Linked DNA regions of Homo sapiens: region 1 is linked to region 2. Evidence: read pairs that join two places in POLR2A ChIA-PET (ENCODE). Cell type or tissue: MCF 10A. All regions are shown on one strand. Each heading gives the region's core, and the rest is flanking DNA. Links, peaks and the distances in the headings are about the cores only.

What was found. Peaks named below come from ENCODE experiments on the same cell type or tissue, not always from the same donor. Only the 100,000 strongest peaks of a DNase experiment are listed, where the experiment ranks them.
Region 1: POLR2A ChIA-PET joins it to region 2 with 10 read pairs; 7 of 35 experiments call an interaction of 5 or more read pairs at or near these places.

The regions. Positions count from the first base shown.
Region 1 is chr6:7,438,386-7,451,013 of GRCh38, forward strand. The region is part of intron 2 of LOC102724234 (a long non-coding RNA gene); the gene reads left to right. Among named protein-coding and RNA genes, the nearest start is that of RIOK1, 55 kb to the left of the region's middle. In MCF 10A, for the core only: no CTCF peak of the experiment used is centred there; a DNase peak (open chromatin) is centred at 8,816.
Region 2 is chr6:7,499,456-7,512,083 of GRCh38, forward strand. It overlaps the pseudogene RPS26P29. Among named protein-coding and RNA genes, the nearest start is that of DSP, 36 kb to the right of the region's middle. RefSeq lists an enhancer at 5,575-6,774. In MCF 10A, for the core only: no CTCF peak of the experiment used is centred there; a DNase peak (open chromatin) is centred at 6,036.

The sequences.
Region 1 (12,628 bases), core at 1,839-9,838, 61 kb before region 2:
CTTCTAAAAGCCATTTGAATTTTACATCTATATTGAAATATGGGAAACTGGCCTTTGTAAAGATGTTTTTCACTTCTTTTTTTTTTTTTTTTTTTCCCGAGACAGAGTCTTGCTCTGTCACTTAGGCTGGAGTGCAGTGGTGTGATCTTGGCTCACTGCAACCTCCGCCTCCTGGGTTTAAGCAATTCTCCTGCCTCAGCCTCCAGAGTAGCTGGGATTAGAGGTGTGTGTCACCATGCCTGGCTAATTTTTTTTTTTTGTATTTTTAGTAGACAGGATTTCACCATGTTGGCCTGGCTGGTCTTGAACTCCTGACCTCATGATCCACCCACCTTGGCCTCCCAAAATGCTAGGATTACAGGTATGAGCCACCACGCCCGGCCTTGTTTTTCACTTCTATAAAAAGCATTGATAGAAAGGATGCATACTTTCATGATTTAAACTTCCTATGGATGTCTCATGTAATTAATATCATTGCTTCAAAGATGAGTTGTGAATTTCTTATGGAAATTAAATAACTCTACCTGTTTTGGATGAGAAATTTCATTCATTTTAGTGTTAGCCTACCATAATGATAGCCAGGGGATTCTGTTTCTTTATTGTGAAAAAAAGGTCTAAACTTTATATTAATGTTACTTTAGTTTAGAATAAACATTTTTTCCACTTGCAAAAACATCCAATATTGCCGTTTCACTTTTTGTCAAATGTATATGTATGTACTTATTTTTCTTTTTTAAAAGGTTTGAGACAGGGTCTCACTCTGTCACCCAGGCTGGAGTACAGTGGCTCGACCTCAGCTCACTACAACCTCTGCCTCCTGGGCTCAATCAATCTTCCCACATCAGCCTCGTAGGTAGGTGGGACTACAGGTGCACGCCACCACATCCACTTATTTTTTGTATTTTTTGTAGAGATGGGGTCTCACTGTGTTGCTCAAGCTGGTCTCAAACTTCTGGGCTCAAGCCATCTGCCTGCCTTGGCCTCCCAAGTGCTAGGATTACAGACATGAACCATCATGCCACGCCCTTATTTTTCAAAGTCAATCAAATTATTAAGTTAAAAAAAACCACTTCCCCTATACCCACTTCCCCAATTTCTCCTTTGCTAGTGTCAGTTATGTTCTTTTAACTGATTATTTTGGTATTTACCTGGATAAATTTAATTAACAAGCTTGTATTGCTTTATTTTTCAGTTTAAAACATTAGTTATTTTCTTCTATGAAAGTTGAAGATTTAGTTCTTCATTCTCCACATATTTTCACTTCTGTCCTCTTGCCTGTCATCCCAGTTATGTTTTAACTTTTATTACTTTTTGTTAGACACGGAGTCTCCCTATGCTGCCCAGAGCAGATTTGAACTCCAGGGTTCAAGCCATCCTTCTGCCTCAGTCTCCCGGGTAGCTTGGAGTTTTCACATCAATTTCCATTATTTGTGTCAGTGTGACTATCTGTGTTCAGAGTCAATCTTGTAATATTGCAACTACTTTTTTCTTTTGTGCTTAGCTATTAAGTTTCCCCCAAATTAACAACTGTCCTTTTTTTTAAAAAATTGCCTACTTTTCTGTCTGCTGTGGCTAATTCAACTCCAAACTTTCTGCTCATTGTCTGGGTCCTGTCCCAGTAGGTTCATTTTCATCATATATCCTCCCAGTTTGGTCTCCATGCAGACCCTCCGGGCTAGTTGCTCCCACGCTGGTGTCCAGCAATCATCTGGCAGGCCCCTTTTCCCGTCACACGGGGATTCTCTTCATCTCTCCACCATCAAGTCTCCAGTTCCTTGACTTATTTTTCATCTCCTTGTCATTTTACTCTGGGAGATTTCCAGTTTTACCTTGAACTTTTCATTTCTATTATATTTTTAATTTCCAATAGATCTTTCTTTGTTCTCTTGAATGCTACTTTAAAAAAACTCATTGTGGGCCGGGCGCGGTGGCTCATGCCTGTCATCCCAGCACTTTGGGAGGTTGAGGTGGGCGGATCACGAGGTCAGGAGATCGAGACCATCCCTGGCCAACATGGTGAAACCCCGTCTCTACTAAAAATAAAAAAATTAGCCTGGCGTGGTGGCGCGTGCCTGTAATCCCAGCTACTCCAGAGGCTGAGGCAGGAGAATCACTTGAACCTGGGAGGCGGAGGTTGCAGTGAGCTGAGATCACGCCACAGCACTCCAGCCTGGCGACAGAGAGAGACTCCGTCTCAAAACAAAACAAAAAACTAAAACAAAACAAAAAACCTCATTGCATTCTTCTTTTATGAATACACTCTCTTTTCTCTATATTGCTGTCATCTGGCTTTAAAAACATGCTGTCCTGACTTGGTTTTGAGTCTCTAGCTAGAGACAGGTCAGTTTCCCTTATTAATACTCGAGGGGGTTCTGGAAGTTATCTTTTCTCTGCAGTGTCCCATTTCCCCAAGTTGCTTTTCCCCCTTCCTTGCGTCTCCTTGATATTAGAGACTTTGGTGGTATGCTGCTGCATTCTTTAGGGTGTAAACATTCACACCACCCTCCCCACTGACTCTCGGGTCCTCCCCCGCAGCTGTGCCCCTGGTCCCCAGTGCAGAGACCTTCTCCTTTCCCCTCTCCTGAAAATACATCTGTCCCCAGGCTTGTGCTGCAGTGGGAAAGGGCCCGTCCAGGAGTCGGGGAGGGATCCTGGAATTTAAAAGCATCTTTAACAGCTCCTCCTCAGAAACCCAGTCACACTTCCTTCCCCGCTAGTGAGAGGTGCCAGCCTGCTGGCAGCCCCCCTTCGCTCTTGGCACCTCCTCGGCCTCGACGCCCACTCTGGCCGTGCTTGAGGAGTCCTTCAGCCTACCGCTGCACTGTGGGATCCCTTCCAGGGATGGCCGAGGCCGGAGCCGGCTCCCTTGGCTTGCGGGGAGGTGTGGAGGGACAGGCACGGGCAGTAACCGGGGATGCGCGCGGCGCTTGCGGGCCAGAGCGAGTTCTGGGTGGGCTTGGGCTCGGCCGGCCCCGCCGGCCCAGGCAGTGAGGAACTTAGCACTTGGGCCAACAACGGCTGTCCTCGATTTCTTGCCAGGCCTTAGCTGCTTCCCCATGGGGCAGGGCTCGGGACCTGCAGCCCACCATGCCTGAGCCCCCCGTCCCAACCCCGCCCTGGGCTCCTGCACAGCCCGAGTCTCCTGAGCCTCCCGGACGAGCGCCGCCCCCTACTTCACAGCACAGAGTCCCATTGACCGCCCAAAGGACTAAACAGTGCGGGTCCACGGGCGGGACTGACAGCTCTACCTGCGGCCCCGCTGGGGAATACCACCGGGTGAAGCCAGCTGGGCTCAGTCAGTCTGGTGGGGACTTGAACAATCTTTATGTCTAGCTAAGGGGTTGTAAATACACCAATCAGCACTCTGTATCTAGCTCAAGGTTTGTAAACACACCAATCAACACCCTCTGTCTAGCTCAGGGTTTGTGGCTGCACCAATCGGCACTCTGTATCTAGCTAATCTGGTGGGGACTTGGAGAACCTTTTTATCTAGCTAAGGGATTGTGAATACACCAATCGGCACTCTGTATGTAGATGAAGGTTTGTAAATGCACCAATCAGCACCCTGCGTCTAGCTCAAGGTTTGTAAATGCACCAATCGGCGTTCTGTGTCTAGCTGATCTGGTGGGGACTTGCAGAACCTTTATGTCTATCTAAGGGATTGTGAATGCACCAATCGGCACTCTGTATCTAGCTCAAAGTTTGTAAATGCACCAATCAGCACTCTGTGTCTAGCTCAGGGTTTGTAAATACACCAATTAACACTCTGCATCTAGTTAATCTAGTGGGGACGTGGAGAACTTTTGTGTCTAGCTCAGGGATTGTAAACGCACCAATCAGCACCCTGTTAAAAACGGACCAATCAGCTCTCTGTAAAACAGACCAATCGGCTCTCTGTAAAATGGACCAATCAGCAGGATGTGGGTGGGGCCAGATAAGAGAATAAAAGCAGGCTGCCCGAGCTAGCCCCGGTAATTTGGTTAGTTTGTTTCATATGATGTGAGATATTTGTCTTTTTTTTTTTTGTTTTTTGGGTTCAGATTGTTGTTGGGAGTTTCAGCGGTTTTTTGCTAAAGTCTGTAGATTTTTCTGAATCTAATGTGGGTTGTGAGCCCTTGAAAAAGAACAGAGAACTTCAGATATGGTACTTTAAGTATGATAACATGAACTGTGAAGGTCTGCAGCTTTACTCCCGAACTAGTGAGACAGCGAACTCTGGGCAACGCTGTGTTTAACAGCTGGAACACTCACTGTACAGCTAAAACACTTTAAGTTTGCAACTTCGTTCTTGAAATTAGTAAGACCGAGAACCCGCTAGTTCTGGACACACTAGTTCCCAGGGTTACCAGGTGCTGCCTCTTTATGAAAGGCTGAGGCTTTTTGGCTGTTAGCTTTTCTCTATCTAGTATTCGGCTTTTCTCAGGTTAGTTATTTGCCCTACCGCTGACGTTTGTCTTGTACGTTTTTCCGCAGTTTTCTTTTAAGCGCTCTATTCTTGTGGGTGGTTTTGTTTTGGTAATTCAGGAAAGAAAATGAGGTGTGTGCATTCGTTACCTATCTTTCCCCTGAACTACAGTTGAGTGGTGTGTTACTTATCTTTCCTCTGAACTACATGGTAATTTGTGGTTCAGGCTACAGCACTCTGAAAACATGACTAGAAATCCTATTTCATTGGTGTATGCTCTTAAAATTCAAAAAAACTAAATGCCTAATTCTTTCGTGTCTATATTCTCAAAATCTTGTCAAGCCAAGGAAGGTAAAGGAGAAAGTAGTATTCAGTCATCGGTAGCTTTTTGTATTCAATCTTTCTCATTGATAAAGCTTTAAAGGTCGTACAGGTCCTCACTTCATGACAATGATAAAAGGAATCACAAGAGGGCAGGTTTACTTGGTGAGCAGAAGGATTGGAAGCATTTTCTCTCTTGACATTGTTTGGAATTGCCAGCCCATGATAATAAAAAGCAGAGTTTTGATCAATCGGTTGATTTTTGAGACAGGTTCTCACTCTGTCACCCAGAACTGAGTGCAGTGGTGAGATCTCGACTCACTGCAGCCTTAGCCTCACAGGCTCAACCGATCCTCCCAGCTCAGCCTCCCGAGTAGCTGGGACTATAGGCATGTGCTTCTTATCCCCGGATAGTTTTTTTTAATGTTTTGTAGAGACGGGGTCTCTCTATGTTACCGAGGCTGGTCTCCAACACCTGGGCTCAAGTAATCCTCCTGCCTTGGCCTTCCAAAGTGTTGGGATTACAGGCATGAGCCACTGGCACCTGGCTCGGTTTATTATTGTTTTTTTTAAATCTCCTTTGTCTGCATCTGTCTGGTGGTTTTAGTTGAGGATCTTGGGACAAACAGGCTCATAGCAATGATAGGGAGATTTTAGGCAGAAAATGGAAAGTTTCTGGGATTTCAGAAATTTTCAAACTTCAGAAACTGTAACGGTTGTTTGTAGCTCTTTATATTATTCCATCTTTATAAAATTCCATATGTGGAAATAATGTGTGTTCTCATATTTAACTCCATCCAGTCATGCATTTAGTGCATATTCATTGAGGACCAATTACGTGCCAGTGTTGCTGAACAGGGGAAGGACGCAACGCTATTGAGACTTCCCAGCCGGGCACAGTGGTGCATGCCTGTAAGCCCAGCACTTTGGGAGGCCAAGGTGGGTGGATCAGTTGAGGTCAGGAGTTGGAGACCAGCCTGACCAACATGGTGAAATCCCATCTCTACTAAATACAAAAAATTAGCCGGGTGTGGTGGACATGCCTGTAATCCCAGCTACCTGGGAGGCTGAGGCAGGAGAATCTCTTGAACCCGGGAGGCAGAGGTTGCAGTGAGCTGAGATTGTGCTATTGCACTCCAGTCTGGGCAACAAGAGCGAAACACTGTCCAAAAAAAAAAAAGCCGGGCGCAGTGGCTTATGCCTGTAATCCCAGCACTTTGGGAGGCCAAGGCGGGCAGATCATAAGGTCAGGAGATCGAGACCATCCTGGCTAACACGGTGAAAACCCATCTCTACTAAAAATACAAAAAAAAAAAAAAAATACTAGCTGGGCGTGATGGCAGGCGCCTGTAGTCCCAGCTCTTAGGGAGGCTGAGGCAGGAGAATGGCGTCAACCTGGGAGGCGGAGCTTGCAGTCAGCCGAGATTGTGCCACTGCACTCCAGCCTGGGCGACAGAGTGAGACTCCGTATCAAAAAAGAAAAGACTTCCCCTGGGGAGTGTCTGTAATCTAGCTAGAGAGATATCTTTTTATTTACTTTGTTTCTTTATTTTTGAGAGGGAGTCTCACTCTGTCACCCAGGCTGGAGTGCAATGGCACGATCTGGGCTTACTGCAACCTCCGCCTCCCGGGTGCAAGCAATTCTCCTGCCTCAGCCTCCCCAGTATCTGGGATCACAGGCACATGCCACCATGCCCTGCTAATTTTTGTATTTTTAGTAGAGAGACAGGTTTCTCCGTGTTGGCCAGGCAGGTCTCGAACTCCTTCCTGACCTCAAGTGATCCACCCCCTCGGCCTCCCAAAGTGCTGGGATTACAGGCATGAGACACCATGTCCGGCCGAGAGATATCTTCTTAAAAACTGCAATACAGGGACAGCGTGATGAGAGGTACAGCAGAAGTTTTCTTGACTATGAGCTACAAAAGAAGCCCAAAGGAGGATGGAATTGATCTTGCCTGGGGGCATCAGGGAAGCCTTCGGTTGGAGAGGACATCAGATAGCACAACAGTTCATGCAGAGAGTGGGGAGATGAAATCATTCAGTGTGTCTGAAGAGTAGGATATGTGGTGGGGAAGGGGCCTTTGAAGGGATCTGAAGATGATTCTTCAGGCAAGGAATTTTCAAAATCCACTCCACAGCAGGAATAACCTCCTAAGACTCCCTGGAGATCCTGACTCAGCCCTTCTTGGGCCCTCGGAATCTCTGTTTTTTTTTAAAGCTCCCAGATGTATCAATCAGACTTAGAAATCACTGCTCTGGGCAGTACGATTCCACTTTAGGAATTTAAGTAGGGGAGAACATAATCAGATTGGCATTTTAGCAATATCCCTTCAACCAAAATGTGGAAATTGGACTGAGAGAGAATGGAGGCAGGGAAGCCCCATGGGAAGCTTGTGAGAAAGTGGGGACAGGAGCCAAGGCCATGGGAGCTGGGGTGGAAAGGATAAGACCCGACAGCACACGGCGGTTGTGTAGCTGTAGAGAGGGGAGCAGAGTCGTCACATGGCGCCCAGGTTTCGACTGGGACAGTAACTGGGTAGGCAGTGGTCAAGATGGGAAATCAGTGGAGGGTCAGAACTGGAGACAGAATGAGATCCTTTGGGAAACAATGAGTCTGAGCTATCAGCGGGCAGATGTGGGAATGGATGTGAAAATTTGAGGTCCCCCTTACGGGGGTGCTACTGGACATCATAGGAATAAGTGAGTCACCCAGACAGAGGGTGAAGAGTCAGAAGGGAAGACAACGACGCTGTCAACCTTCAAGGTAGGTAGGACCGTGAGCATGGGGGTGGGTGGGAGAAGGTGGTAGGGTCAGAAAACTGGCAAGGAGGAGAGTCGGGAGGAAAAGGAAAACACGGTGTCCCCAAACTGGGGAGGAGGACAGCCTTAAAGAAGAAGGGTGTGGTCACCCAGGCCCACTGCCCTTCCTGAAAGCCACCTCCCACCCTGCACGGCACCTCCTGGGAGCAGGCAGCTGCAGCCCCGAGGGAAAGGCGAGGGGAGCAAAACTGAGGATCTCCCTCAATTATTTTTAATCTCTTTGCGGATTTCGTCAGTGCTCAGCAGCATTTTCTCCCAGAAACAAAAGCAGGAGGGTGCTGGGGGCCTGGGTGTGGCTCCGGGAGCCCTAATTGCTGAGTGAGACACTCCTCGGTCCTCTGGTGTCCTGGAGAACAAGTTGGGGGAGCCGCCCGCCCCACCCTGCAGGAAGAGGCCAACTCAGAGCTGTGCATTACTTTGTACATTTCTTTGATTTTTCTTCTTATTTTTTGAAGCATATGCAGTACTCAGAGATCATTTTAGACACTGCAAGAAGACAAAGATACCTAAAGAGGAAAAATGAGTTTTTCTCCCTCATTCTGGGCTCTCCACTGCTTATATTTTGAGTTTAAAGGAGACATTATACACACATTAAAGAGATTCATGGAGGCCCTTATTACTGGGTGAAATATATTCTGTAAGCCAGCCGTCCCTAGCCTTTTTGGCACCAGGAAGCGGTTTGGTGGAAGGCAGTTTTTCCATGGATGGGAGGGTGGGGATGGTTTCAGGATGAAACCACCACCTCAGATCATCAGGCATTAGTTAGACTCTCATAAGGAGCACGCAACCTAGATCCCTCACACGCGCAGTTCACAATAGGGCTTGTGCTGCTATGAGACTCATGCCACCGCTGTTCTGACAGGAGGTGGAGCTCCGGCGGTAATGCTTGTTCACCCCACGCTCACCTCCTGCTGTGCGGCCCAGTTCCTAACAGGCCACACAGATACTGGTCAACGGCCGGGGGCTGCGGACCCCTGCTGTAAGCCTTTTCTTCACCCAGCAAGATTTAGTGTTGTTCATCCGAAGAGCTCAATTCTTATTATGGACACAAATGAATTGATCTAACCAGCAGCCCTGGGAAGTGAGAAAGACTAATTACCCCAGGTTGTAGTTATTTCTTGGATGGATGGCTTTGGGTGGATAGCCGGGTGCTGTGAGTACATTCATTCACTATTCATTCAGCAGATATTTTTATTGACTGCCTACTCTGTACAAATTAGTGTGGATGAAACTATGCCCTGCCCACAGGAACATGTCCAGCTGGGGAGCAAGATGGAACATGCATGCAAAGGTTTAGAAACACTGCAAACAAGGCTACCTGCTGTCGTTCCTGGCCAAAGGAAACAGAACGGAAGAGCCTCTGTTCCCCAGAAGTGGTCACTTAGGGTTGCCCTGATCTGGGAAGGTTCTGTGCAGAGGTGGCCTCGTGAGGTGCGCTGTGGCACATAGACCTGTCACCAGTGGAGGGTGTCCAGGTTCTTGGCATCTTGAACAAAGAATTGGACAAAACGCACAAAGCAAGGAAGAAATGAAGGGGGTTTATTGAAAATGAAAGTACACTCAGGCCAGGCGCTGTGGCTCAAGCCTGTAATCCCAGCACTTTGGGAGGCTGAGGCGGGTGGATCACAAGATCAGAAGATCGAGACCATCCTGGCTAACACGGTGAAACCCTGTCTCTACTAAAAATACAAAAAAAAAAAAAAAAAAAAAATTAGCCGGGCGTGGTGGCAGGTGCCTGTAGTCCCAGCTACTCGGGAGGCTGAGGCAGGAGAATGGTGGGAACCCGGGAGGCAGAGCTTGCAGTGAGCTGAGATTGTGCCACTGCACTCCAGCCTGGGCGACACAGCAAGACTCCATCTCAAAAAAAAAAAAAAGAAAGTACACTCGACAGCGTGGGAGTGGGCCTGAGCATAGGGGCTCAAAGGCCCCGTTACAGAATTTTGGGGAGTTTAAATACCCTGTAGAGGACTTGGGGTATGCCCTATGTAAATGAAGAGGTTGAAGTAATGTTACAAAGTCATTTACTAGGGAGAGGATATTTTCTGTCATAGCGGAAGTGTGAATTGGCCTTATGTTCCCTGCCTCCAGACCCTATTTTCCTGCCTCAGACCTTGGTCACTCGCTGGCTGTCCGTGTCCTTTTCAGACCTTCAATATCTATTCCTAAATAACAGTTGTTAGAAAGTGCTTGAGAAGTGTAACTGAAGTTGCCTTTCTCTGTCCAACCCCCAACTCTGCTCTCCAGCCCCCAGCCCCATACCACTTCTCATGGGGGTCACAGCTGCCTGATTCCCGGTGGGCCGCCCTCATGAGCTGTCTCATTGTAAAGTCTGCCTCCTGGTACATAGTGAGGACTTTGTAAATGTTTGTTGAATGAGGCAATGAAGAGCCTTCTAGACAGAGAGTAGAGAGTGTGGGGCTAGCATGCGCTTGTAGTGTTCAGATGAAAGGGAGTCAGCCTGTTGGGTTGGAGTCAGGTGTGTGTGGGAGGACGGTGGAAAGATAGCCAGGGTCCTGTCTGTCCACACACGAGGCTGAGAATTGGGACTTTGTCCTGTTGGTACCAGAGAGTCACAGAATGTTCTGGAGCAGGGGATTGACAGGGCAATGTGGGGGGAAGGTCAGCTTGCGCCGCTGTGTAGGGTGGACTGGACTGGGTTAGATGAGAGGAGGAGAGGCCAATTAGGACTGTCCCAGTAGTGCAGGGGAGATGACACTGCCGCTCCCAAAGCAAAAGATGCAGGTTAAAAAAATGTGTCTATTTTCCATTAAAGAATATTTTAGCCACTGGCTGGGCACGGTGACACACGTCTGTAATCCTAGAACTTTGGGAGGCGGAGGCGGGTGGATCACTTGAGGCCAGGAGTTTGAGACCAGCCTGGCCAACGTGATGAAACCCCGTCTCTACTAAAAATACAAAAATTAGCCGGGCGTGGTGGTGGGTGCCTGTAATCCCAGCTAATTGGGAGGCTGAGGCAGGAGAATTGCTTGAACCCTCGAGGCGGAGGTTTCAGTGAGCCGATATTGTGCCATTGCACTCCAGCCTGGGTGACAAGAGCGATACTCTGTCTCAAAAAATATATATAAAATAAAAATAAAAACAAAAAATAAAAAAAATATTTTAGCCACTGATAGGGCAATGATATGTAAAATTTATTTTTTTGTTAGTTTTTTTTTCTTTTGAGACAGGATCTTGCTCTGTTGCCCAGGCTGAAGTGCAGTGGCACCATCACGGCTCACTGCAGCCTCAATTGTGTGATCCTTCCACCTTAGCCTCCTAAGTAGATGGGATCACAGGCACGCACCACCATGTCCAGCTAACTTTTTAATTATTTATAGAGACAAGGTCTCACTATATTGGCCAGGCTGGTCTCCAACTTCTGGTCTTAAGCAATCCTCCTGCCTTGGCCTCCCAAAGTGTTGGGATTACAAGTATGAGCCACCACGCCCGGCTACCATGTATAATTTTAAAATCCACATGAGTTTCACTTAGGCCATAGTAGAATGGCCTCATATTCTGAACAGGAATTGATCTGAAACTGACCTTTCACTCCTAAGGATGCCTTTCTTGTAAATTCGGCCTTCTCTCCCCCTGTGAGTGGAATTCTCTCTGGAAATCAGATGGCAATGAAAGACTGGGAGCCCTTATCTTTTGTGTTATTGATTTGGTTTTGTTTACTCTGACTCCCAGGAGAGACTCCCAGCAGGGATTCCTCGGGAGGGCTCACGTATGTGTGTGTTGTGTGTCTGCACATGTGTGTGACTTTTCCTAGATCTCCTCCAGATTTTTTTTTTTTTTTTTTTTTTTGAGACGGAGTCTCCCTCTGTTGGCTAGGCTGGAGTGTAGTGGTACGATCTTCGCTCACTGTAACCTCCGCCTCCCGGGTTCAAGTGATTCTCCTGCCTCAGTCTCCTGAGTAGCTGGGATTACAGGTGTGCAACACCACACCCGGCTAATTTTTGTATTTTTAGTAGAGGCGGGGTTTCACCATGTTGGTCAGGCTGGTCTTGAACTCTTGACCTTGTGATCCACCCACGTCGGCCTCTCAAAGTGCTGGGATTCCAGGCATGAGCCACTGCGCCCGGCAGCTCCTCCAGAATTTATCTGGAGCTAAACATTGTCCAGTTGCTGCTGACCCTAATCTCTGTTAAGAGAGTCTTGGTTCTCCACCCACAGTGCTCCACTTGACCAGCTTCAACTAGTCTTAAAAAAAAAAAAAAAAAAAGCGAGATTGAGTTTCTTGGCGCTCAGTAAGCCAGGGCTTGAAAACACCACAGCTTCCCACTTCCCCAAGACTGCGGACAGGATGGGTTTCAACAAACCTCTTGGCCTACAGGCAAAGAGCTCATGGCAAAAACGACTGTTTAAATAAAGCTTGGGTGGGCCAGCTTTTTAATTTTTTCCAGGATGACTTCATTTGGCAATGATGATTGTGCATGTTGGCAAACAGATGGGAGAATGAAAAAATGCACGGTAAAGGTGTTCTGTAGGAGGGAGAGGAGAGAAGGTCTGGGAGAGAGAAAGGGCATCTGAGGACAGCAGCAGCAGCAGCAGCAGGAGAAAGGAAAAGATGAGAAGACCTGAGGAGGGTGGGTGAGAGGTGTATGGAACAGGAAAGAAAAGATTTGCCTTAAGTGAAACTTTGACTCTTTGCTTGCTTTCTTTTTTTTTTTTTTTTTTTTTTTTTTTTTTTTTTTTTTTTTTGAGATGGAGTTGTGCTTTGTCACCAAGGCTGGAGTGCAGTGGCGCGATCTCGGCTCACTGCAACCTCCACCTCGTGGGTTCATGCAATTCTCCTGCCTCAGCCTCCCGAGTAGCCGGGATTACAGGCATGCGCCACCACGCCCGGCTAATTTTTGTATTTTTAGTAGAGACAGTGTTTCACCATGTTGGCCAGGCTGGTCTTGAGCTGACCTCAGGTAACCCACCCACCTCAGCCTCCCAAAGTGCTGGTATTACAGGTGTTAGCCACCGCGCCCAGCCAACTTGGACTCTTCATAGCTAGACCAGCATGTATTTTAAATGTGTTTTAAAATGTATATAGAAGAGATCCATCATGTGGCAGTAATGCCACCCAATTCT
Region 2 (12,628 bases), core at 2,209-10,208:
GCGTGGCTTGTGGTGCCCCAAAACAATCACAATAGTGACATCAAAGGTCACCGGTCACAGATCACCAGAGCAGATATAATAATAATGAAAAACTTTGAAATATTGCAAAAATTACCAAAATGTGACAGAGGAATGAAGTGAGCATATGCTGTTGGAAAAATGGCGCTGATAGACTTGCTTGACACAGGGTTGGCCACAAACCTTCAATCTGTAAAACATTCAATATCTGCGAAGCATAAAAAAGCAAATTGCAATAAAATGAGGTATGCCTGTATATACAAATGTTCCAGAATCTGAAAAAATCCAAAGTTCAAAACATATCTAGTCCCAGGCATTTCAGATAAGGGATACTCTGTGTGTGTGTGTGTGTTTGTGTGTGTGTGTGTGTGTGTGTGTATGAATTTTGAGAGTGTTGTTTATTTTTATTTTGTAAATACAAGGTCTTGCTCTGTCACCCAGGCTGGAGATCAGTAGCATGATCACATTTCACTGCTGCTTTGAACTCTGACTCAAGGAATTCTCCCTCCTACCTCAGCCTCCCAAGTAGGTAGGACTCCCAAGTAGGTGGCGTACACCACCATGCCTGGCTAATTTATTTTATTTTTTCTAAAGACAAGGTCTGTCTATGTTGCCGAGGTTGATCTCGAACTTCTGGCTTCAAGTGATCCTCCCTCCTCAGCTCCCCAAGTGTGTGTGGTTTTTTAAATCCCCTTTTGCGGGTGAGGCAATTGAGGAAAGGCTGAGGACACACAGGTAGTGGGTGAGCAGGAAGGGGCTGCCTACCTCAGGGACACATGGGAAGTCCTGCCCCAGCTCCCTGGATGAGTGTGGCCTGAGCCAAGGGAGGGAAAGGAAGGCTGAACAGAAGGGGGTAAAAAGTGGGGCGATTTAAGGAGCAGACTTGGGAGCACTGGAGCGCAGGGGGAGGGAGAGGAAGGAACCTAGAACAATTTCTAAGTTTGTGTCATGGACAACTGAGAGATCATGGCATTCCCAGAGGTGGGGGGAAAGGAAGAAGGCGCAGGTGAAAGAAAACAAGCCCAGGCATTGCTGTGGAACATGGCAGAAGAGGACACGTGCCCCAGACCAGGAGCATGGTGCCGTGAGCGGGTACCAGGAAAGGCCCCGAGGGTGCTGTGTCTTTTAAAATGGGCCTTGCAGCCAGGTGCAGTGGCTCATGCCTCTCATCCCAGCACTTTGGGAGGCTGAGGCAGGTGGATCACCTGAGGTCAGGAGTTCGAGACCAGCCTGGCCAACATGGTGAAACCCTGTCTCTACTAAAATACAAAAATTAGCTGGGCATGGTGGTGGGCACCTGTAATGCCAGCTATTCGGGGGGTGGGGGGTGGTAGGGATGGTGGCAGCAGGGGTCTCAGGCAGGAGAATCGCTTGAACCCAGGAGGCAGAGTTTGCAGTGAGCCGAGATTGCACCACTACACTCCAGCCTAGGCAACAAGGCCAGAGTCCTTCTACAAAAAAAAAAGAAAAGAAACAAAGGGCCTTGGATTCGGTTCAAAGGGCTTTCAGCAGGTGAGGTTGCAATGGAGAGTGTTCTACTGAGAAGAAACAGGTAGGGAAACATGAGATTGTGTGTAGGGAGTACTGACCGTATATTTTGGTCAAGGCGCTCCATCTGTGGCCGGAAAGGTGTTTGAGCTTGCGGCATAGAAATCCTGGGCTGGGCTTGCTGACGGAAGGCTGTCAGGACGGATCTAGGTTGGCTTAGAATGGGGAGATACTGGAAGTGGGGAGACCAGTTTGCAGGGTTTTGCAATGATGCAGGGAAGAGGTAAGGTGCCCTTGGATTGGGTGGGGATGCTGGTATTGGAAAGAGGAGGGTGTAAAGGGACCAGGGACATAGAGTCAACAGGCTTTGATAACTAGAGGTAGGGCTAAGCGGGTAGGGAGGTAGTCCAAGGCCATCCTGAAATTTTTGAGCTTGGGGTGAAAGAAATAAATTCATTTTGGGGAATACTGTGGTAAGACAACCATTGCCTATCCAGGCAGTGCAGCCCAGAAGGTTGACAATGTGTCTGGAGAAAGTCAGTGCTAGATTTGGGATCATCCTCCCAAGGTTACAGCTGAAGTCTTGAACAACAGATGATACTGTGGAGGACAGAGTGAAGAGACAGGAAGGCAGCAGAGGACGTAACCTTGCCAAACAGCCCGTTTTTGGGGCAGGAGAAGAAGGAGGCATCAAAGGTGACTGAGGCGATGTAGGAGGAGAATGAGGGCAGTGCCAAGGTTCAGAAGTCTGGAGAGGGATTTCAAAGAGGAGGTGGCATAAATCAAAAATCACCTTAAAACCCAGGACCCGGCAGGGCGTGGTGGCTCACGCCTGTAATCCCAGCACTTTGGAAGGCCTAGGTGGGTGGATTGCCTGAGGTCAGGAGTTCAAGACCAGCCTGGCCAACATGGTGAAACCCCGTCTCTATTAAAAATACAAAAATTAGCTGGGCGTGGTGGCATGTGCCTGTAATTCCAGCTACTCGGGAGGCTGAGGCAGGAGAATTGCTTGAACCTGGGAGGCGGAGTTTGCAGTGAGCTGAGATCGTGCCGCTGCACTCCAACCTGGGTGACGGAGTGAGACTCCGACTCAAAAAGACAAAACAAAACAGCTGGGCACAGTTGCTCACACCTGTAATCCTAGCACTTTGAGAGGCCGAGGCGGGCGGATCACCTGAAGTCAGGAGTTCAAGACCAACCTGACCAACATGGAGAAACCCCGTTTCTACTAAAAATAGAAAATTAGCCAGGCGTGGTGGCGCATGCCTGTAATCCCAGCTACTCAGGAGGCTGAGTCAGGAGAATCACTTGAACCCCGGAGGCGGAGGTTGCGGTGAGCCGAGATCATGCCACTGCACTCCAGCCTGGGCAAAAAGAGTGAAACTCCATCCCAAGAACAAAACAAAACAAACAACAAAAAAACAAAAACCAGGACCTTAACTATTTAGCAAGCTGCTGCTGCTTTAGTATTTTGGCCAAGAGTAGATACAACCCTTTCCCTCTTTTTCCCCTCTTACTGTTAGATGCTGGAACTTTCAAAGACTTTTCTAAGTATTGCCAACAGAGAGCAAAAGAATACAGTAAACATCAGATCTGCAGGCTATACAGTTCTCATTGCCAGCACAGCCATGGTACTCTATGGGGCTCGTGGGTTTCCCTCCAAAAGGGAGCAGAGTTCCTCACACCCCAGCCCGAAGTTGGTATGGCCCCTTGGAGTTCTTGGCTGGGCTCCCTGCTTCAGGGGGTGGCTTCCACTCGCTGGCCTCTTTCTGCTCCCATCACATAGGGGCCCCTGCTCTGACAACTGGCATTTGCATCTGGGCAAGACGGCAGCCTGTCCAGGCCTGGCCTCCCTCTTCCTTTGCCCAGCATGAATGACCCCTTGTCCTGGTCAGGGACACCAGGAATCCTGTCACTCTTCCCAGGAGACAGTGACTACAAGCAGGGCCAAGAGCCCAGTGATAGGCTAAAGAGCTACCAGCACTGCAGTGTGTAACGGACCGAGTCATGCGGTGCAGCTGGGGCATGCGGGAAAGGAGGCAGTGCTCTCCCTTGGAGCCAGGTGTAGCAAACACTGCCGCGGTGGAGGAGGCTGGGACTGAGATGAGCCTCTAGGAAAGGACGAGAAGGACGCTGGTGGCTTTCGGCAGAGCTCACTCATCGTAGGGCAGGTTGGACCAGACAAACTGCAGACGGTTATAGCGTGAGTGTGGAGGCTGTGGCGTGGATAGCCCCACTGGAGAGATCTGGCCCATTCCTCCCTTCTCCTGCATCCCATGCAACCTGGCCACTCCAGCTCCTGTTCAGGTCTCACTAGTCCAGGTGATTCAACCACATGGAAGCAGAGGCCCCATCATTCCCCGCAGGCTCGCTGCCCTCTGTGGGGTGGGGCTGTCCCTTTACCTTTCCGAGAGTCAGCTCTTGTGGCTGCACCCTCTGACTTAGGTTTGGGGTGTATCCTGGCAATTTAAAGAATCACCCAGTGTTGCAACCATAGAATTGTGGCATTTTAGGGCTGAAACGGATTTCACATATACAATGTCATAGAACTTCAGAATTTAAATAACATGTGGTATTGATCCTATCTGGTATTGTCCTGGAACTGGTTCATACTGGCTCCCCAGAGCCACCCTAAGAAGGTGGAATGCACCCTCTAACTAGAGTTTCCATCTCTTCCATCCATCCTTTCCTTGCCTTGCCTGTCTTACATTTTAATTTTTTTTTTTCTTTTGGTGACAGTCTCGCTCTGTTGTCCAGGCTGGAGTGCTATGGCTCAATCGGGGCTCCAGTGATCCTTCTGCCTCAGCCTCCCCAGTAGCTGAGACTACAGGCTTGAGCCACCATACCTGGCTAGCCTTCAAGTTTTTTGTAGAGATGGGGTCTTACTATGGTGCCCAGGCTGGCCCTCAAACTCCTGGCCTTAAGTGATTCTCCTGCCTTGGCCTCCCAAAGTGCTGGGATTCCAGGCGTGAGCCACCATGCATGCTGCTCTAATTTATAAGTGTCCATGCTTTCCTGACTTTTATCCTCCTGTAAAAGTCCTAACCAGAACTTTGAGCTCAGCTGTGCAAGTACAGAAAAATCACACTGTGGGGGAAAATGCGAGCATCAAAGTTAATTTGCTTTCGTGTTGAATTCACATTTATCACAAAGACAATAGAGCGAGTCCAATAACCCATTCTAAATGACGTATTTCCAGTCTAGTTTGTTTCTTCTTACTTGTGGTCACGCTGTTGACCCCAGCCTACAGGGCATGCCACTTTTCCCCTCAAGGGCAAAGAAGCCTCTAATTGTTGAGGATATTACAAATACACGATTGTGTCTGCATCTCCCTGTTGCATTCCACCTAAGTATAGTAAGAACATTGCCCCATATTCAGCTTAAACTATGAGAGGGAATTTCAGGAGGGGTTTAATAGCAGTCAGTCTCTTTCCCCTGAGAACCTATTTTCAGAGGAATTATTTGTCCCTCACTCCCTATTAATAGTGCAATAACATCCTCCTGCTTCTGTTTTTTGACAGGATTCTAGGCTGGTGTGACCAGACTATGCTTTCAGCATCCACTCATTGAAATAGAATGCAAAAGGCCAGGCGCAGTGGTTCATGTCTAGGACTTTGGGAGGCTGAGGCAGGTGGATCACTTGAGGTCAGGAGTTCAAGACCAGCCTGGCCAACATGGTGAAACCTTGTCTTTACTAAAAATACAAAAATTAGCTGGGTGTGGTGGCGGGTGCCTGTAATCCCAGCTACATGGGAAGTTGAGGCAGGAGAGTCGCTTGAACCCAGGAGGCAGTGGTTGCAGTGAGCTGAGATTGCACCACTGCACTCCAGCCTGGGTAACAGAGTGAGACTCTGTATCAAAAAAAAAAAAAAAGAACGCAAAAGATTTGGATTCTAAATTCTGCTGCTAATTAATAGCATGACCCTGGGTAAGTCATTTCCTGTCTCTAGGCTGAGGTTTTCTCATCTATAAATGAAGGATTTGGACAAGGTCAATGATGGGCTAGTACATTTTTTAACAATCAGCTCTTAGTGAAGTGGGAGGGGAGATAAGCCTGATTTGTAGTGTTTGTCAGTTTCTGTGGTGTAAATAATCCCACTAAAGGCCCATTTCAAACTACCAATTTGAAGTAAACCGGCTTGAAAATATCCTGAAAATGAAGCCATTGGCTCTGGTGAGCCAGTTATTTAAATTCTGAAGTTCTATGACATTGTATATGTGAAATCCGTTTCAGCCCTAAAATGCCACAGTTCTATGATTGCAACACTGGGTGATTCTTTAAATTGCCAGGATACACCCCAAACCTAATTAACAGCATTCGCTTGCTGCCTCCGTGCACTGGCATCCTAATGAAAGCTGGCTTTGGTCCAGATTCGGAGCCAGATGCCGTGGAAGCAGAAGCTGCTCTGACGCTGTCGTGGCTGTGAGTTGGGGAACTCGGGCCTTGAAACTCACTCAATCAAGAGCTGCTCCTGCCTTCCCTTCTTTTGGTCAGGTGGGGATGATTCATTCCTGTGTTATTTCAGCCACTGTTTCCCAGGGTGCCTGGAAGCAGAGAAGGCCTGAGAGCTTGAAGCAGACAGAGGAAAAACAGGGAGAAGGAGGAGAAAGGGACCCGCCTTGGGTAGGGCCCCTGCTGAGTCGTGGGCAGGTGTGAGTCATTCCTCTCTGCTTCAGCAGCCACACCTTTTGTCAAGTTCTGAATGCCAGGTGGAGAATCTGCCTAGACCAAGCGCCCTTGATCAAGTCAGAACAGGTTTCCTGAAAGATCATTCCCATTAAAATTAATGGAATCAGAATAGGCTGATCTTTTCTGTAATGTGACGTGTTTCTTTTCAACATGTTTCCTAAATGCTTAGAGAGACCCCCTAAAAGTATAGAAGAGGGAGAAAAGAGGAAGAAGTGTGCTTTCACATCCCCAGGGCTCGGGACTAGAGAGAGAAGGTAGTTTTATATTATCCATTCCTGCCTTCCCAACCAACCACCTTACCAGCTTACCAAAGAACTGACCAGCAAGGACAGTGAAGAGTGTAATGAGCATGAATCCTCATGAGCTGCCATATTATGATCAAGATCTTTCCATTGAGTGTGTGTGTTGCTATTGAATTAAGAAGAAAAGGTCTAGAAGGGAAAGACTTGGCATATAACTAATTTCAAAGTCTTAGGGACACACTTTACAGCCATAAGGTTGGCAACTATTGAAAACAGAAACAACTCCTCTCTCTGGTCCGTGTCTTCAAGATGATGAAGAAAAGAAGGAACAATAATTGTGCCAAAAAGAGCCGCGGCCACGTATAGCCTATTCGCTGCACAAACTGTGCCCTATGTGTGCCCAAGGACAAACCCATTAAGAAATTCGTCTCTCGAAACATAGTGGAGACCGCAGCAGTCAGGGACATTTCTGAAGCGAGCGTCTTCGATGTCTATGTGCTTCCCGAGCTGTATGTAAAGCTACGTTACTGTGTGAGTTGTGCAATTCACAGCAAAGTAGTCAGGAATCGATCTCATGAAGCCCGCAAGGACCGAACACCCCCACCCCGTTTAGACCTGCGGGTGCTGCCCCACAACTGCCAGCAAAGTCCATGTAAAGAGCTGAGTCCTTAAAGACTGAAGACGAACTATTCTCTGGAAAAAAATTAAATGGAAATTGTACTTAAAAAAAAAAAAGAAAACAGAAACAAACAAAATAATAATGGTGGGTGAGGGTGTGGAGAAATTAGAACCCTTGTGCATTGTTGGTGGAATGTGAAATGGTGTAGCCGGTGTGGAAAACAGTATGGGAGTCCCTCAAAAAAACTACACAGACGATTACCATATGATCCAGCAATCTCACCACTGGGGTTACATCCAGGAGAACTGAAAACAGAGTCTTGGCTAGGCACAGTGGCTCACGCTTATAATTCCAGCACTTTGGGAGGCCGAGGCAGGCGGATCACTTGAGGTCATGAGTTCAAGACCAGCCTGGCCAACACGGTGAAACCCTGTCTCTACTAAAAAATACAAAAATTAGCTAGGCGGCCAGGCGAAGTGGCTCATGCCTGTAATCCCAGCACTTTGGGAGGCCGAGGTGAGTGAATCATTTGAGGTCAGGAGTTTGAGACTAGCCTGGCCAACATGGTGAAATCCCGTCTCTACTAAAAATACAAAATTAGCTGGATATGGTGGCACATGCCTGAAATCCCAGCTACTAGGGAGGCTGAGGCAGAAGAATTGCTTGAACCCGGGAGGCTGAGGTTGCGGTGAGCCCAGATCGTGCCATTGCACTCCAGCCTGGGCAACAAGAGTGAAACTCTGTCTCAAAAATAAATTAGCCAGCCGTGGTGGCACGTGCCTGTAATCCCAGCTACTCGGGAGGCTGAGGGAGGACAATCACTTGAACCCAGGCATGGGAGGTTGCAGTGAGCTGAGATCGCGCCACTGCACTCCAGCCTGGGCGACAGAGCAAGACTCTGTCTCGAAAAACAAAAAAGAAAAGAAAAGAAAACAGGATCTTGAAGGTATATTTGTACACCAGTGTTCATGGAAATATTATTTGTGATAGCCAAAAGGCAGAAGCAACTGAGTAACCCATGATGATGGATGAATGGACAAACACAATGTGGCCTGTCCATACAATGGAATATTATTCAGCCTTAAATAGGAAGGAAATTCTGGCACATGCAACAACAAGGATGAACCTCGAGGACATTACGCTTAGTAAAAATAAGCCAGACACAGAAAAACAAATACTGGATGATTCCATTTATTTGAGATACCTAGAGGAGTCAGATTCATAGAGAGAGAAAGTAGAATGTGGGTTACCAAAGGCTAGAGTGGGGGAGGGGAATGGGAGTTATTGTTTAACAGGTACAGAGCTTCAGTTTGGAAAGATGAAAATGTTCTGGAGATGGACGGTGGTGACGGCTGCACAATGTGTGAATGTGCTTAATGTCAGTGAACTGTACACTTAAAAACGGTTAAGATTTCTGTGAATGTGTCTTTTACCACAATTTGGAAAATATTCTACACATATACATAAGAACGACAATAACCAAAAACGTTGGAGACAAACTCCCTGGAAAAAAAAAAACTCTCTTTTTTTTTTTTTTTTTTTTGAGACAAGGTCTCACTCTGTCACCCAGGCTGTTGTGCACTGGCACGATCATGGCTCACTGTAGCCTCAACCTCCTGGCTCAAGGGATCCTCCCACCTCAGCCTCCCAAGTAGCTAGGAGTACAGGCACATGCCACCGCACCCAGCTAATTTTAAAAAATTTTTTAATAGAGACAGAGTTTCATTATGTTGCCCAGGCTGGTCTCAAACTCCAGGCCTCGAGCAATTCTCCTGCCTCAGTCTCTGAAAGCGCTGGAATTACAGGCACCAGCCACTGCGCTGGGCCTTCAATCTCTATTTTGTGTCTTTATAAGAAATACGAGCTCAGGCCGGGCTCGTGTGGTTATAGATAGATGTGATTATAGAAGTGGTGGCTCACATCTATAACCGCAGCACTTTGGAAGGCCAAGGCAGGTGGATTGCTTGAGGCCAGGAGTTCAAGACCAGCCTTGGCCAACATGGTGAAAACCCCTCTCTACTAAAAATACAAAAATTAGTTGGGTGTGGTGGTACATGCCTGTGATCCCAGCTACTCGGGAGGCTGAGACACAAGAATTGTTTGAACCTGGGAAGCAGAGGTTGCGGTGAGCCAAGATCGTGCCATTGCACTCCAGCCTGAGCAATAGAGCGAGACTCTGTCTCACAAAAAAAAAAAAAAAAAAAGGAAAAAGAAAGAGAAAGAGAAAGAAAGAAACAAAGAAAAAAGAAAAAGAAAAAAAAGAAATATAAGCTCAGAAAAGTAACTTGATCAATATGAGTCTGTTTGGTTATCTGTAAAATGGAGATGATAATGACATGTACTTCTTAAACCTGCTGTAAGGTTAAAATGAGACAGTCAAGTAAAGCCCTTGGTACAGTTTTGGCACACAGTATGTGCTCAATAAGTGTTAGTGGCTGGGTGCGGTGGCTTACACCTATAATCCCAGTACTTTGGGAGGCTGAGGAGGGAGGATCACTTGAGCCCAGGAGTTCAAAACCAGCCTGGCAAATATAGCAAGATCTCATCTCTTAAAAAAAAAAAAGTGTTAGCCATTACTATTATTGAATCATCGGACATCATGGTTGAAAGTCAACTAGAAGCTCTCCATGGGCAGTCTTATCTAATTTATCTTTTTAAACTGGATCCAAAAAATGGAAACAATTTTCTGCCACATATTCACATCCATCAATACATGCATCATTGAGACCTACATATAAGTGGAGCAAAAACAAGCTACTATCTCTAGTCAGCATTCTTAACCTGTCTTCGTCGCTTATTCTGTATATCAGAGTCCTGCCTTTGTCCTCAGACAAACTGCACTTGGAGCACAGGTGTTTTATGTTTATCAACACCATCAAAGATGAGACATTTGTTTTCTACAAGGAACTACCAGAATAATGTCAGCGGTGCTATGGTGTCCACATAAACTTAAGAGGAAGGCCCGCAGGAGCAAGCCAGCTCTGCAGATAAGGCAGTGGTGATGGTAGAGTATGCCTGCATCCCCCAGGGTCCCACCCTGGGATACATGGATCCTCCAAAGCCATTTCCGTGCTCCCGGCTGCAGCATTCAGCATGTCACCTTCAGGATATTTCCTGGGGAGTTCATCCAATGAGGGCACAAAAGGCAAGGACAGGGAGAAAAACAGAGAAACAATACTGGGAACACCTAATACGTGGCCTTGAAATCTTTGAAACAATAGTTAAGGATGCAATATGGCAAAATGTGAATGTGTGGGGTTGCAATGCCAGTGAATATTTCCAGAACAGTGGTTCTCAAACCGGGGTGATTTTGCCCCTCCCTCTCTACTCCCCAGGGGACATGAGGCAAGACATTTTTGGTTGTCACACTGAAATGAGGTGCTGCTGTGTCTACTGGGTAGAGGCCAGGGATCCTGCAGAAAATCCTACAATCTACAGGACAGCCCTCCATAACAAAGAATTATCCCATCCAAAATGTCAATAGCACTCAGGTAGAGAAGTCCTGCTCTAGAACAACCAGAAGGAATGAAAGGAAATCATTTCCTCCTCAGTGAGGGAAGGATGGAAGAAAATAGCTATTACTATGGATGGTTACAGACGAGGCCCAAAGAAAAAGAATCTAAAGAAAAAGACTGCCCTGCCGGGCACGGTGGTTCACACCTGTAATCCCAGCACTTTGGGAGACCAAGGTGCGTGGATCACCTGAGGTCAGGGGTTCGAGACCAGCCTGGCCAACATGGTGAAAACCTGTCTCTACTAAAAATACAAAAATCAGTCGGGTGTGGTGGCACATGCCTGTAATCTCAGCTACTTGGGAGGCTGAGGCAGGAGAATCACGTGAACTTGGGAGGCAGAGGTTGCAGTGAGCCAAGATCGCACTACTGCACTCCAGCCTGGGGAACAGAGCAAGGCTCCGTCTCAAAAAAAAAAAAAAATAGCAATAATTTTAAAAAATGCCCTTTACCTTTTTAATTTTTCTTTTCTTTCTTTCTTTTTTTCTTTCTTTCTTTTTTTTTTTTTTTTAGAGATAGGGTCTTGCTATTTTGCCCAGGGCTGGCCTTGAACTCCCAGGGCTGGCCTTGAACTCCTGAGCCCAAGGAATCCTTCCACCTCAGCCCCTCAAAGGGCTGGGATTACACCCAGCCCAAGAATGCCCTTTGTATACTACTGGACATTTCTTAACTTTCTTACCCTTATATCCACACCCATACACCCACTACTGAGCAAAGGACACATTTATTTATCATCTTTTTGCAACAGAGATATCAACATTTAAAACTGGATTTGGTGAGGAGGGGAAAATTCCTTTATAAAAGTAAGACTTCTTCATTCAGACCTTCATCTGTGTTAGTCAGAACTTGTTTCCTATCTAGCTTAACATTCAGTAGGAATTTGCCCAAACATGAAATCATTTTAAACTTCACAGTGGGTTATACGTGTGGAAGCAGTTTTATGGACCACATATCAAAGTGGGGAAAAGATTTAGAAAAACTGCACTCAGTGGTCTGTCGAGAACTAAGAAAGAAGCAGCAGCTGCCCCAGGTCCTGGAATCCTAAACCGCATTGCTGTGTTCCTGGAGCACCGTCCCCCATAGAACAAGCGGCCCAATAGCGACCAGCATGTTCTATGACTGCCTGGGTTTGGGTCCAGTCTTCAGGAAGACAAGCTGTGTGGCCTTAGGCCAGTTACTGAACTTCTTTGTGCTGCTGTTTTTTCATCCAAAAAATAGAGATAACAATAGAATGTACCTCATAGCATTGTCGGGTAGATCAAGTGAGATAATACAGGTAAAACACTTAGCACCTGTCAAGGCATTGCAAGCCCTCTAGAAGTCTTAGCTGTTACAGTTTGGATGAGAAAGTGAAACATGGTATATTGATCAAGGTTAAAGGACTGGGTCTGTTTGCTTTTAAATATAATCAACTTTTGTATCTCTGTGGCCTAAAATAATCTGTAGTTTGTTTTAAAACTAGACAAAATAGAATTAATTTTCTTTTCCTCTACTCTGGAAATGACAAGCCAAAATTATACCGGTACCAAAGAATGCTTATACAATTAGAAAACAGCATTGGTGGAGAAAGAGCCCAAGAAAGATAATTTAGATAATTTACTGTGAAAGGAAGTTTAAGAATGGGTTTTGTGTTTGTGCAAATCTTAGGTGCTCAATAAATGCCTACTGAGAAATAAAACTGAGTGATATTTTTATGGAAGATGAGAAGTAATACAATCTTAAGGGAAAGTTGCATGGGAAAAAAAGGGAAATCACTATAGAGGTGACACACTGGGCTCACAAAATATTGTAGGAGTTTTGGAGAGTTCCCATGAAGGCACTCACAGTGTTTCTCTTCCCTGGCAGCTCACTGGGGCGCCTTTAAAAATCCTATTTTTGGCCAGGGTGTGGTGGCTCACACCTGCAATCTCAGTAGTTTGGGAGACTGAGGTGGGCGGATCGCTTGAGTCCAGGAGTTCAAGACCAGCCTGGGCGACCAAAAAGTACAAAAACTAGCTGGGCTTGGTGGTGTGTATCTGTAGTCCCAGCTACTTGGGAGGATGAGGTGGGAAGATGGCCT